Regions from separate parts of the Homo sapiens genome. Here region 1 is linked to region 2. The links are chromatin contacts, found by Hi-C in ENCODE. All regions are on one chromosome and are shown on one strand. The core of a region is the stretch at or near the end of the contact, and the rest is flanking DNA. Distances in the headings are between cores, read along the strand shown. Region 1 overlaps TBC1D5 (TBC1 domain family member 5). Region 2 overlaps OXNAD1 (oxidoreductase NAD binding domain containing 1).

Region 1 (4,368 bases), core at 513-3,012, 1.1 Mb before region 2:
TAGGGAAGCCGACAGTGCAGCCTTCAGTCTATGGCTGAAGGCCCCAAGAGCCCCTGGCAAACTGCTGGTGTAAGTCCAAGAGTCCAAAACCTGAAGAACTTGGAGTCTGATGTTCGAGGGCAGGAAGCATCCACCGTGGGAGAAAGATGAAGGCTGGAAGATTCAGCAAGCCTGCTCTTTCCACCTTCTTCTGCCTGCTTTATTCTAGCCACACTGGCAGCTGATTAGATGGTGCCCATCCAGAGTGAGGATGGGGCTGCCTCTCTGAGTCCACTGACTCAAATTTTAATCTCCTTTGGCAACACCCTCACAGACACACCCAGGAACAATACTTTGCATCCCTCAGTCCAATCAAGTTGACACTCAATATTAACCATCACAGGAGGGTTCCATATCTTATTCTCTTGAAGACTCTCCCATGGCTCTCTCCACATTTAGATTAAGTCTCCTTGTCATTTCTATATAAATTTTCTGGCAAATACTTAGCTTGTGAGGTAAGGCGGTTAGTCTTATTTTAAGTCCACCAAATTATTTAATTGTAAAAGCTGAATAGCTTGTATAAATTTAGTTTACATCTTTATAAGGTACTATATGATCTAAAATATATGATTTTCATTTCAGTCTATGAGGAATTTCCTAATAATATAAAAGAAGTACAGCCCAGATAAGGTTATAAAGTGTTACTTGTTTTCTAGCTTTGTGATAAGAATTTTTGAAAAAATGTATATTTATGGAGCATCGCTATGTTCCATAATTGCCCTTTGCACTGTGGGGGACAGAGTGGAGTGGTGAATAACACAGATAGGATGCTGCCATCACAGGTTGTATATTTTAGTGTGGTGTCGGGGAGAGTGGTGAGACAGTAAGCATGTATAGATAAAGAGAATAATTACAGAGGGTGATCATTTTTCTGAAGAAATAAGGCAGAGTAACTAGATAGCTAGAAGGAGAGTAGCCAGTGGGATGGCTACTTTAGGAATAGTGATTGGAGAAGACATCTTTGAGAAGATGACATTTGAGCTGAGATGTGAAAAAATTTAAAGGCCAGACATCTGAAGAACTAGGGCAAGAACATGTAGACAGAGGGAGTAGCTAGGGCAAGGTTAGTTTCTCAATGAAAATGAGCTCAGTGTTTAGAGGAGCAAAAAGAAGTCAGTTCGGCTAGAGCAAGTGCTTTAGAGAAGGAAATCTGAGAGGAGAGCAAAGGCCAGGACAGTCTTGTAGACCACAGTAAAAAGTAAAGATTTATTCTGATTGCAATAGGAAGCTTTTGGAGGACATTGAGCAGTGGCATGATACCTACAAAGATAATTATGGCTGCTGTGCAGTGGGGCAAAGGTGGATGTAAGAATGGAAGCTGGAAAAGCAACTAGGAGTCTATTGGAGTATTTCAAGTTAGGTAATGTTAGCGATTTATTAGACTAAAAATGTAGTAATAAAGACAGGAGTAGGTAGATGGGTTGGGGATATGTATTTTATGTTTCAAAATACAAATTAGGGGATCATTATGTGTAGTTTTCTCACATTCATAAGTTTCTGTTCCGTTTTTACTGCTCTGTTTCAGATCCTTTTTACCTCCTGCCCACAGTCACTTACTTGTTTAATTGTTTTCTTGGGATCTAGTGTTTTTCCACTTCCAGTCCATTCCATGTGTTAACAGCCTAATCACTCTACTCAAAGCAGATTTATAATCACTCTATTTGCCTAATCCAGAACTTTCTATGACTCCCTGTGCCCTGAAGAAGAATGGACTTACTCAGTTTCTCTAATACATACCCAGTTCCCTTTTAGACAAGTGCTTCTGGCATTATTCAATGAACAGGTTTTGTGCTTTCCATTTTCAATGTTTTGGAATCTTTCATGCTCTCCTCTGCTGGAATGCTGCTTCCCTCTGCTTCCTGTTAGATTCCTAACAGCTAACCATTCAAGGCCTGAGTTCATCACCCAAGTTTATGAAACATTTTCCAGTCTTGGCAATTGGAAATCATTTGTGCCTAGTCTGTGTTCTATAGAATTTTCTTAATAACTTTTTAATATTATTTAATTTTGTTTGGTCTTTTATTTATTTAGGTCCATCTGTCAGTGTATTCAATACATTTATATTGATCTCCTTAGTGTACCAGGCACTAGAGATGCCAAGATAAATGTGATATGGACCCTTAAGAAGCTTACAGAGAAAACAGGAAAAAAAAATTACAATGCAGGATTATTGGTGTCATTAAGAGAAGCAGTATGTACAAGAGCTCTTGTGTTAGCCCAGATCTTACCTTTCAAACCTAGTAGTAAACCCTTTGAAGGCATGGACCTAGTCTTGTTTTTGTCTCACTGGTTATCACCAAGTTGATGCTTAATAAATGATCATTGATTGTGAATCTTATCACTGATGATCAGTGTTGTTCAATTTTAGTAATTATCTCAAACATCTTTAAATTTTCACAGACATAAGCACACTTCAAAAAATAATATTATCAACTTTCTAGTATGAGTTTAAACAAGATAATTTGATTTCATGAGCTGTGATTCTGCCATCATTATTTAATTTATTTGATCTGGATACGTCACTGTATTAAATATTATCTTCCTCTTCAGCCAATTTTAATATTCCTTTATGTCACCCTTTTTTGCCTCAAAGCGTTTTGCAATCATTTCAATTAATTGTTCTTTATCTTAACCTAATGAGGTTGTTACTATTCCCATTTTTATTACTGAAAAAACTGATAATCAAAAGGTAAATCAAGGAATTTCCATTTACAGCATTCTAATTTAGAACTTGAATTGTCTATTCTGAACAAATGTTGCCATGTTTCAAAAGCTGTAACATTAAAAGAAATTCAGTATTATTTAAAATGGTGGAAATAGTGAGTTCACGATAAAATATCATTTCCATATTAGATGCCAAAGAAGTATGTTATTTGGTCTATCAAGGTCTATTCTAAAAATATATATGCAGCATCTATAACATCATTTGCAGATTAACATATTTATAAGCTATTGCCAAATAGTCTCATCTTTTCTTCAAATGTGTTTTCCCTCTCTTGAATTAAATGATTAAATTTCTTTAACTGACTTTTATAATTGTAACTTTGACCATATTTAAAAGTTTATCTGATTGCCTATTGATATGCTGTTATCATCTTCAATATTTGATCTTTTGTATTTCTAGTTATTGTAGTTAACATTTTAGGTAGCTCATTCATAATTTAATTATTCTTTTTCTTACTTGTATCTCCATGGTGAGTTTTTAAAGATGCAGCTTTCTTGGGCCAGGTGTGTTGGCTCATGCCTTCAATCCCAGCACTCTGGGAGGCCAAGGCAGGAGGATCACTTGAGCCCAGGAATTTGAGACCAGCCTGGGCAACATGGCAAAACCGTCTCCACAGAAAACACAGAAATTAGCCATTAGCCAGACATGGTGGCACACACCTGTAGTCCCATCTACTTGGCAGGCTGCAGTTGGGGGATCTCTTGATCCCAGGAGGTTGAGACTGCAGTAAGCTGTGGTCATGCCAGTGCACTCCAGCCTGGGTAAAAGAGTGAGATCCTGTCTTAAAAAAAAGTAACTTTCTCATCTTAATGTTTCCTTTTGTTTATAGTGTATATGTATGCCATGCTTCAAACATAATCTATTTAAGCAAATTTTGTCTTCTCAGTTTTTTAAGTCTTATAATTTGATATTTTGCAAGCAAACTTTGTCTCCTCAATTAAAACACACCTTATTTGATATTTTCTGGATTCATTAATAATTGCTTGCAAGAGAAAAGGAGCAGGTAGGGAAGTAAAAAAAAATTCTTTAAATTCTTTTTTAAAAATTATAGATATGTGCTGTACTGTTTGGTAGATACCAGGCATATGTGGCTGTTTAAATATAAATTTAAATAAAATTAAAAATTTTAGTCATCACAGTAGCTATAGCTGATAATGGCTACTGTATATACTGTACTGGACAACTCTTACAGAGGATACTTCCATTCTTACAGAAAGTTCTTTGGACAGTGCTGTATAGATAATTCATTATTATGCTCGCCCCAGCAGCACAAATATTAAAATTGGAATGATAATTCATTATTGTTTTATTTTTGTGTAATATGTAATGTAAATGTCTACATTTTGCTTTTTATTCATGTTGAACTTTTAGATATGGCCTCTGTGAAACATTTACTTTTATTTCTTTTCTCTCACCTTTAGAAAATGACATGAATTTTTACAGTAAATCTTTCCTGAATTTTTGGTCAAATGTAGTTATTATGTTACATTGTAGTATGTGGATGGAAACTAGATTAGTTTTGAATTTTTTTCTATGTTAAGCATATTCGAAAGTTATTTTACTGAGTAATTTATTGATTTTTTTTTTTAATTTAAAGATCCTCT
Region 2 (4,078 bases), core at 1,224-3,723:
TAAAATAATTGGGAATAAATTTAACAAAATAAGTGTAAGACTTACACAGTAAAAACTACAAAACACCATTGGAAAAAAATTAAAGATCTAAGTAAATGGAAGCATATTCCATGTTCATGGCATGGCAGACTTAAATATTGCTAAGATGGCAATACTCCTCAAATTGATCCACAGATTCAATGCAATACTTACTAAAACCCCAGGTGTTTTCATTGTAGAAATTGACAAGTTGATCATAAAATTCATATGGAAATTTGAGGAACCCATAATCATCAAAACAATCTTGAAAAAGAAGTTTACATTTGTAGGACTCACAGGTCCTGATTTCAAAAGTTACTACAAAGCTACAGTAATGAAAATGCTGTTGTACTGACATAAGGACAGACATGTAGATCAATGGAAAAGAACGGAATGTCCAGAAATAAAGCCTTAAATTCATGGTGAATTGATTTTAGACAAGGCTGCCAAAGCAATTTAATGGCAAAAGAACAGTCTACTCAACAGTGGCACTGGGAGAACTGAATAACCACATACAAAGAATGAATTTGGACCCCTATTTCACAACATATACAAAAATTAAGTCAAAACAGAGCAGAAACTTAAATGTAAGAGCTAAAATTATAAACTCTTAGAATAAAACACAGGAGTAAGACTTCATGGCAATGGCTTCTTAGATATGACCCCAAACCAAAAGGGTTGGAAAAAAAATAGAGAAACAGATTTCATCAAAATTTAAAACTCTGTGCTACAAATGTTATCATCAAGAAAGTCAGGGCCAGGCACAGTGGCTCATGCCTATACAAATCCCAGCACTTTGGGAGGCCGAGGTGGGTGGATCACCTGAGGTCAGGAGTTCGAGACCAGCTTGGCCAACATGGTAAAACCCCGTATCTACTAAAAATAAAAAAATTAGCTGGGCATGGTGGCAGATGCACCTGTAGTCCCAGCTACTTGGGAGGCTGAGGTAGGAGAATCACTCGAACCCAGGAGCAGAGGTAGCACTGAATCGAGATCGTGCCACTGCGCTCCAGCCTGGGCGACAGAGTGAGACTCCATTTCAAAAAAAAAAAAAAAAAGTTAAGAAGACAATCTACATAATGGGAAAAATATTTTTAAATAATATATCTATTAATATTAAGGTTCTTGTATTCAGATTATATAAAGAACTCTTACAACTCAGTAATAAAGAGACAACCAAATAAAAAACTGACAAAATACTTTAAATTAATATTTCTTCAAAGAAGACATATAAATGGCTAATAAGCACATGAAGAGATGTTCAACATCAATAGTCATTAGGGCAATGTAAGTCAAAATCATAATGAGCTGGCAGTTCACACCCACGTGGATGGCTATAATCAAAGAGACAAACAATAGTGTTAGGGTCTGGAGAAATTGGAACATTTATACATTGCTGGTGGGAATGTAAAATGGCACAGCCACTCTAGAAAACAATTTAATAGTGCCTGAAAATGTTAGTTAGTTAGCATATGACCCAACAATTCCATGCCTAGGTTTAGACCTAAGACAGGTGAAACTGTATGTTCACTCAAAAACTTGTACATGAATGTTCATGGCAGCATTATTCACAATAGCCCCAAAGTGGAAACAATGTAAATGTCCATCAGCTAATGAAGATATAAACAAAATGTGGCATATCCATACAATGGAATGAAGTACTGATACAGGCTACAACATAGATGAACCCTGAAATCATGTTAAGTGAAAGAAGCCAATCACAAAAAGACCACACACTGTATTGTATGATTCTGCTGGTATAAAATGTCTATAAGAGACAAATCCATAGAGACAAAATAGATTAGTGGTCATCTAAGCCGGGCAGGAGGATAGGGAATGAATAAGAATCATTACAGAGTTTCTTTCTGGGATAAAAATGTTCTAAATGTGATTGTGCTGATAGCTGCACAACTCTGTTAATATACTAAAACCTCTGAATTGTACACTTTAAATGTTTGAATTTTATATGAATATATCTCAACATAACAGTCTTTTTAAGTTTTAAAAAGTATGAAAAAAGGGTCAAGAAAAGCAACAAAAACTCTCCCACTAGTATTTGACAGACTTAATAGGCCGATATGGCCTCTGAGTTACACAAGTCTTAACGTTTCCTTCTTTTCTTCTAACCACATCCTGTAGTCTAGAACTCCTGGGTTTCAAGCTTTCAATAATTCTATGCCACAGAAACCCTTTTTTGGTGAGGATTCTAGGAAATGCAATAAACCTAGTCACATACCAAGAAAAATGTATTGGAACACAGAACCACAAAAAATTCTCATCCCCATATCTGGGAAACATAAACATCCAATCTAGGTGTTTCACAGCCATCACAAGAGCAAAAAGTATCATCCTTCCCCAGTTGCTTACCTACATACAGGCCTAAAAGAAAAGCAAAAGATGTTCTCTAATCTGATCTATGACCTTAAAAAAATATTCTCCTGCAGTCTATGGCCTTACATTTCCAGTCATTTATTATAAGTGTTTAAAAACCAGTTCTGGATTGGAAGTGCTCCAGAAAAGGTCTTTGGCCAACTTTAACCTATTTTCACTTGACTCTTTTCCATGAGTACTTTAACTTTCTTTTCATTTCTGACAAGATAAAAATTTAAAAGACTATCGTTAGCATTTGTTAACACAGTTGCTATATGCTATCACAGAGGAGGTATACAAAAATCTCCATTATTTCCATGTTTAAAAAATAAATACATTAATAAGCTACTTTTGCTGCTTCATCTCCTGAACTACAGTGCCCTCTGCTGCTCAATGCTGATGAAGGCCATTCTCTCAGTTGAATGAAAGGGAACCAACCCTCTTCTCTAGTAACTCTGGAAAGCTACCTTTGGAAAAAAAGGACTCCTTCATTAAAAAATACAGAAGAATTTAAGTTACATAAAAACTTCATCTGAATGGATTTAAGAAAATATGCACAATACATATTTCATAAAACATCTGTCCAAGAAAGAATTATACCTTAAACACACACCTTTAAAAATGTCCTTTGCAGGATGAGCACTCTTGGAGCCATGAGTTAAAGCCCTTACTATATACCCAATGAGTGAGTGTATGCAGAAGGAGCCTAGGTGCGCGGTGAAGCAGTGGATGTCCACATCCAACCATGACACACCAGGCAGCCAGGTCCTGTCCACAAAGGGAGCCCCAGTGCCAAGCACACAGCAGCTATACTATGAGATCCCAGAACTCTTTAGTCCTTGCCTACAGTTCTCAGAGCCCCTCACTCATTCACTTAATGCAAACATCTAAGAGAGCACCTGCCTACCATATACAGGCACTGTGGTACTTGCTGGAGGTACAAAGATGCACATATGTCTTAGTTGCTGCCCTCAATGAACCCACTCTAAGAGGAGGAAAATTAACAAATACATACAATTAAATGGGCAATGATAAAATCTGCTTAGCGTAGCGAGGCAAGGCAGAGGAAGGAGGAGTCAATTCTACCAGGAGTACAGGAATTAAGAAAGACTTCACAGAAGAGATGCCCTTTAAACAGTCTTAAAAGACACACAATGCTTACCAGATGAGTAATGGGGGAGGACACAGTTTGAAAAAGATGCCAAGGAATACAGTGCTATGTTATGTGCAGTCCTGTGAGAATCAGGGCTGCCACACATGCTTGTGTAGGTTGCAAGGATATTATCTATCTACAGTGTGGCAGCCCTGCTCAAGGGTAGGTATAAAGTCTTATTTCTCTAATCTTGCTCCTCCAGTGTTTCTTCTTGGTGTCCTCTTTCTCTCAGCAGGGCTCAAAGTTGCTTTCTAGCATCTAAACTTATGTTATCTTGTAGAAAGTCAGACACACTAGGACCAGGAATTCCCTCCACTCTGTGAAAATGCTTTGGCCTTACTTCCCCTCAGGAGGCAAGCTATACCCAGCCAAGTGTGGATTGAGTACTGACTGGGGCATCAGTGGTGACATGGTGGTGATAAGCCCCCACTCCTGCCTGGCCTGCCACTCTTCCAATCAACAGCTTCAGTGCAGGGAAACTGACCAAGGAGATAAGAATTGGAATCTGTCCCCTGGGCCTTATCAGCACATATGATC

What was found. A loop is a pair of places that touch in the nucleus more often than their neighbours do. Pooled maps may share reads with other maps.
Region 1: a loop to region 2 is called in a map with no recorded cell type, with 2.6 times the contacts of the local background. The contact joins two enhancer-like sites. A Hi-C loop is called at or near these places in 2 of 37 single-sample maps with no recorded cell type and 3 of 50 pooled maps.

Annotation. Positions count from the first base shown.
Region 1 is chr3:17,396,570-17,400,937 of GRCh38, reverse strand. All of the region lies in intron 8 of TBC1D5 (TBC1 domain family member 5), which reads left to right. Among named protein-coding and RNA genes, the nearest start is that of TBC1D5, 340 kb to the left of the region's middle. Within about 2 kb of position 1,762, at least 3 of the 41 ENCODE cell types and tissues checked have a DNase peak (open chromatin) inside an H3K27ac peak, as active enhancers do.
Region 2 is chr3:16,289,191-16,293,268 of GRCh38, reverse strand. All of the region lies in intron 5 of OXNAD1 (oxidoreductase NAD binding domain containing 1), which reads right to left. Among named protein-coding and RNA genes, the nearest start is that of OXNAD1, 26 kb to the right of the region's middle. Within about 2 kb of position 2,473, at least 7 of the 41 ENCODE cell types and tissues checked have a DNase peak (open chromatin) inside an H3K27ac peak, as active enhancers do.